2 separate regions of the Homo sapiens genome follow, and region 1 is linked to region 2. A link is a contact called in ENCODE Hi-C data. All regions are on one chromosome and are shown on one strand. Each heading gives the region's core, a stretch centred on a gene start or an enhancer-like site at or near the end of the contact. The rest is flanking DNA. Distances are from core to core; before and after follow the strand shown.

Evidence for each region. A loop is a pair of places that touch in the nucleus more often than their neighbours do. Pooled maps may share reads with other maps.
Region 1: a loop to region 2 is called in a map of PC-3, with 7 times the contacts of the local background. The contact joins the promoter of CCR5AS here to the promoter of ALS2CL in region 2. A Hi-C loop is called at or near these places in 1 of 168 maps with a recorded cell type or tissue (PC-3) and 1 of 50 pooled maps.

Annotation. Positions count from the first base shown.
Region 1 is chr3:46,405,660-46,408,407 of GRCh38, reverse strand. It overlaps CCR5AS (CCR5 antisense RNA), which reads left to right and starts at 1,342. Exons shown (of 4, transcript NR_125406.2): 1 at 1,342-1,511. CCRL2 (C-C motif chemokine receptor like 2) reads right to left here and starts at 1,149. Exons shown (of 2, transcript NM_003965.5): 1 at 906-1,149; 2 at 1-340. The coding sequence starts at 328.
Region 2 is chr3:46,692,254-46,694,953 of GRCh38, reverse strand. It overlaps ALS2CL (ALS2 C-terminal like), which reads left to right and starts at 1,275. Exons shown (of 26, transcript NM_147129.5): 1 at 1,275-1,311. It also overlaps a transcript of TMIE not described here. RefSeq lists enhancers at 1-338, 1,920-2,700 and silencers at 971-1,050, 1,201-1,450, 1,181-1,475.

The DNA of each region.
Region 1 (2,748 bases), core at 93-2,592, 290 kb after region 2:
ACAGTCCAATGAGAATTTTACACATGGGATCGCCCCCAGCATGAGCCCAGAAGGGCAGGGTAAGCAAGAAACACAAGTTAGAAACTGCCAAGTTTAGAAGATAGATATTTTCCACGCGTTTGAGTCCTTTATATTTTACCAGGATAAGCACAACCAGGAGATTGTCCAGGACACCGATCACAAACACAGCAGAGCAGAGTGATGGCACCAGCTGGGCTGAGAGTGCCTGGGCGTCATACTTGTCACATTGCTCTGCCTCATCGCTCTCCAGTTCACCTTCTATGAGGACATCATATTCATCCTCTGGTGCCAGCGTGTAATTGGCCATCTTCAGACTGCCCTGTGGAGAAATGGGAGATGATTTTCCCCTCCGACAGCTGCCTTATCCTGGAGGAAACAACAAACTGGACCTGGATTCATACAGCCCCACTTTCCCTTTCTGGAGCTACATTTTAGCCAGAGTAATTCCCTATTTCAGAAGACTGAAATAAACATTTCTTTAACGTGTGCCCACTTCCCCAGAGCAGCACCATTCCCAATCTAGTTGTTAAGCATGTAAGTGCTTAGCAGTGTGCCAGGTGCCACGGGAAATAAAGCTGGCATGACACCGCCTTGGTAGAACTTACCTTCTTTTAGCAGAAACAGGACTTGCCTACATGAACACAATATGTAAGAAAATATATAATTAAAGAGAACCAAGTACGATGGCTTACTTTTAAGAAACGGGTGTAGATCATAATTTCTGCATTTTAAAAAGTTTGCTCACCCCCCGAAGCAGCTTCCTGTGACAGCTGAGACGTTTTTCTCTCGAAGGGTATAAATAAATGTTTGCAAAAGTGAAACCATGCTCAGCATCAACATGGCCATAAGGGGTTAAATACATAGATGACACACAGATGACTTACCACTGGGCTGAGCTCCTGCAGGGGAAGGGCGCAGCCTCCAGACCCAGCATCCGGGAGCTGTGGGAATGGCCCCGGACAGTGGATGCCCTCCTTTTGATCAGACTGCTCCTGACCCTGAGGGGCACGAGAAACCACTGTTGATTCCCCTGGTGGCTCTACCCGCCCCACTCACCGAGCTCAGGGACCAACTGAAATAAAGTACTCAAAAGCTCCCCCAGGCCTCCAGAGGATCTCTGAAGCGTCTGAAAGCAACCGGGAAGTTGTTTCCTCCTCCCTCTGGCCCTGTACCCCGCCTTTGATTTCCCTGTGACCTTTGACAGCCGTCTTCTGGCCTTCTGAGATAAGGGAACTGTGTCACTGCCGCTCTGAGTGGTAGCAAGGAAGTGATGTCAAGGTGCTGAGAACTGCCAAGACGCTCTGGCTTGTGGCATGTGACACTCTGAGTAGGTAACAGGTACCAGCTACTGTCAGCAGGGAGGAAGGTATGTGGTGACCACGAGTCCAGACCTGAGGGTCCTGACCCTCTAATGCGGCCTCTCACCAGTGTTCGCAGAAACCCACCCGCTGATTCAATACGGGGACCAGGAACCTGCCATGACAGTCACGGTGTGTTTGGGTTTTTATTGTCATTTTTGAGGGGCACTGTGTGCTTTGGTTAAGACTGAGGCCTCAAAAGAGAATTTTAGGAAAATGGAAGCCACAGGGTGATGTCAGCTGGGAAAAGGCCAGGGGCAGAGGTGGGGTCTCAGCGGCAGTGAGCATAGGGCTGCCCTGGGTGTCAACACTGAGGAAAGCAAAGGGGTTTGCAAGCAGCCAGAAGTGATTGGTGCTGTGACTCATGGGGGAGCTGACCCCACTCGGAAAAGGAGAACCCAGAGGAGGAAAATCCCGTGGTGATGACACAGAGGCGACATCAAGTTGGGTGGGAGAGAATGTGAGGAGGACAAGTTTAACCCCAAACTGAGGCTGGGGGCTAGGGTAGGTTTGAGTCCAGAGAGAAGGAAATTGAGAGAACAGCCCAGATTTGGAATGGTGGGAGGAGGCTGTGGGGAGGGGAGGCTGTGGGAAGAGAGTGGGACGGGGAGGGCACGGTCTGGAAGAAGGACGAACCGAGAAGAGGAACTTGAAAATAATGAAAAAATCTAGATGAGCTTCTCTTGGGTCAACGACTCAGCAGCTGTGACTAACCTAATTTGGGGATCAGACCTATTTGCTTAGAATTTATATATTGATTAAATGACATCCTTTTCCCACCAAAGATGTGTCTGAGGTAGGATTGAATACAAAATTTGTACCTGTCAAAATAGAAATAGAAAATTAAGAAACTAGCCTGGCACTGAGGCGCATTCCTACAGCCCCAGCTACTCAGAAGTATGAGGTGGGAGGGTCGCTTGAGCCCAGGAGTTTGAGGCCAGCCTGGGCAACATAGTGAGATCCCGGATCTATAAACAATATAAAAATTAGCCAGATGCAGTGGCAAGTGCCTGTAATCCCAGACATTCCAGAGGCCAAGGTGGGATGTTCACGTGAGCCCAGGAGTTGGAGGCTGCGGTGAGCCATGATCATGCCACTCTGCACTCTGGCCTGGGTGGCAGAGCGAGACACTGTCTCTGGAAAAAAAAAAGAAGAAGGAGGAGGAGGGGCGGGGAGAGGAAGGGAGGAGAGAGAACTATTAAGAGAAAAATAAACACAGAAAGAGCCCAGACAAATATGTGATTGAGCATTAAATTTAACTCCACGTGTGCCGACAGACAAGGCAGAAAGAGAAACACAATGATGTTTGATGGCAGAGGAGTTGGTGCTGGTGGGAACCTAAGCTGTAAGTGCCCTCTCCTCTCTTGTG
Region 2 (2,700 bases), core at 26-2,525:
GGCCTTTGGGAGTGGAGCCCCTCAGGCAGCAGGGGGTGCAGAAGGGGGCAAGAAAACAAGGCTGGAAAAGGGGAGGCCAGAGCTAGGGCGGGCTTTGGCAATGTGGGGAGGGATGGAGAAGCAGGAAGGGGCGGCTCTGCAGGATTGGGACCCAGGAGGAGAGCAATGTGGGGCAAAAGGGTGAGGTCACTGGGACCTGCAGTCACTCAGACAAGGGTCCCAGGCTGGAAACCCTCCAAGGGGTGATGTGCAGCTTGGCAGACAGTAAACTCCCACCTCGCAACAACCCAAGGGAGCCAGGGGATGAGCTTGGCAGGCCCCAGGCCCCTACTTACCTCCACTGGGGGTCTCTTCAGCCTGGCAGGTTGGGGGATGCCTCCCACCTCCTCAGTAGGGGGCTGAGTAGGGGGCTGGTGGGCCACCCTTTCTGCTCTTCCACGGCCGCCTTGGACCCTGAGCCTCCCCCTCACTGGAACCTGAGTGCCACTGAGAGCAATGGGTGACTAACCTGGTGGCCAGAGGGGGAATCAGGCTGCTGACGGGGGGCTTCTTTGTTACAGGTTTGAACTAAGTTCCCTCCCGCTCCCGGGGGGTCTGTCCCAGATAAGTCTTCAGCCACCCTTTCCAAGGTCTCAGGCCTTCGCACAAAGCACACGCGGCCGGCTTCATGCTCTACTAGGCCTGTTGAGACTCAGGAGTGGGGAGGAAAGGGGACTTCCCCAAGGTCGCACAGGAGGGGCGGCCGGCCGTGGACACCCAGCCCAGGGGGCCGCAGGGCGCCTCAGTATACCCCTCTACAGGCTCCAAGTTCCACGAACCCACACAGCGCTCCGCGTGTGCTGGCTTCTGTGACTCAGGGCAGACCCGGGAGGTCACGGGGCTGCACCACAGGCTCGCAGAGCGACTGACTGGCGGGGCGAGGTGGTGGCACGGCGGCCTCGGAGCCTTGCAGGGGAAGCGGGGCGCGAGAGGCGAGCCTGAGTGTGCGCGTGGGTGCGTAGGGGGCGGAGGGGTCAAGACTCCCACTTTTCCTCCCCGCGCCGGGTCCCAGGGGCCTCCGGATCCCGGGGGACGCCAGAGGGAGGCCTCAGGAGAGGCTTGGGGCGGCGGGACGGATCAATACCGCGCGCCAGCTCCTCGGTGGCCCGCCCGTGGCCCCCGCAACTCCAGAGCAACACCCGGAGGCGGGGCGGGGCGGGGCTGGGCGAAGGGGGCGGGGCTGGCAGGGGGCGGGACTGGCAGGGGGCAGGGTGGGGGTGCGAGCGAGGAGCCGCACAGGCAGTCCCGGCGCGGGGCAACCACAGCGCTCAGGTAAGGGCGCGACGAAGGGCGCGCGTCTGCGGACGGGTGTCTGCGCTCCACGCTTAGCTCGTCCAGGTGGGGGCTCCCGCCTCCTCGGCTGCTGCGGTCCCCGCCCAGCTCCTTGGTCCCGGCGGCAGTCATCCCCCGGCCGTCCGAGTCCCTCGTAAGATACCCCGCTCACAGCGTCGTCCTCCCTGCCTGGCTGCTAGCCTGCTTGGGTTCGGGGCAGCGCCCCGGGCCTGACCTGAGCCGTGGTGGCAGGGCCACGGGGCCCCAGCCAGCAGGAGAGACTGCCAGGAGGAGGTGACGCCGGCTGGTTAGGGCGGAAGGGCCCGACCCGGGATTCCAGGAGGTGGCCTTTTCGCATGGGAGCGGCATGGCAAATGCCTGGCGGCCGGAACAGGAGCTCGGGTCTGGGAAACTCCAGCGACTGAGTGTGTGCCTGGGCAGGGAGAGGAAGGGAAGCTGGGACATATGCGACAGCAGGGAGGGGTGCTTGTCTAGGACAAGAGGCTTGTAGCCATGGTGGGGCCGAGGAAGGGTGCAGCGGGGAGAGGCGAGCATGAGACTGAGGGATCAGGTGTGACAGTTCAGCGCCCCCTCCCTGGGGCAGTGCGTGTCTCTACTCTCCCCCACTGGGCACCAGACAACGAAGGGGCTGCCACGGCAGCCCATGAAAAAGCCTCCACAGCAGGCAGAACTTCCCTGCCTGTTCAGACCAGGAAATACCAGAGTGAGTGAGTGTCACGACAAGGTGTGTCAGGGGCCTAAGGAGCCAGGCCTGGGAGAGGACAGGGAAGGCCCCAGTGACCCTGCCCGGGAGGGACCTAGCGTGGACAGAGGCCAGGAATGCAGAGGAGAGACCAGGTCTGGCTACTGGTTAGAGCGCCACAGGGGCAGCCGCTGACTCACCTGGGCACGCCGTGACTGGCCAGTTCTGTCCTCACCCTGCCCCACCCCACCGCACCCCGTGGTGAGCATCAGGGCTGCCTGAGGACAGCTGTGAGGCAGGGCCCGTCAGGATCTTGCTCTGTGCCTCAGGTGAGTTGCCCACCCTCTCTGAGCCATCTAGCTAGGTGAACCTGGTGGGCTGGAGCCAGAAGTCTGGGTCTGAGCCCTGCACAAGTTCTACACAAGGGTCTCTGGACCCTCCCATTGTTCCTGGGCCTCAGTTTCCCCATCTGTACATTAGGCACAGCCTGTCACTAAGGAACCTTTGAACTGGAGGGAGGGAGAGGGTGAGGAAGCTATGCCCTTGACTGGAAGGGGGAAGGTTAGGGATGGGACAGGGGTTGGGGAGGGGGGTACTCCTGCAGGATCCTCCTCATATTAAGGTTCAGCACCTCCTCCTCCTGCCCTGCAAACGTGCACACTCATGCACATTCACGCTGCCTCACC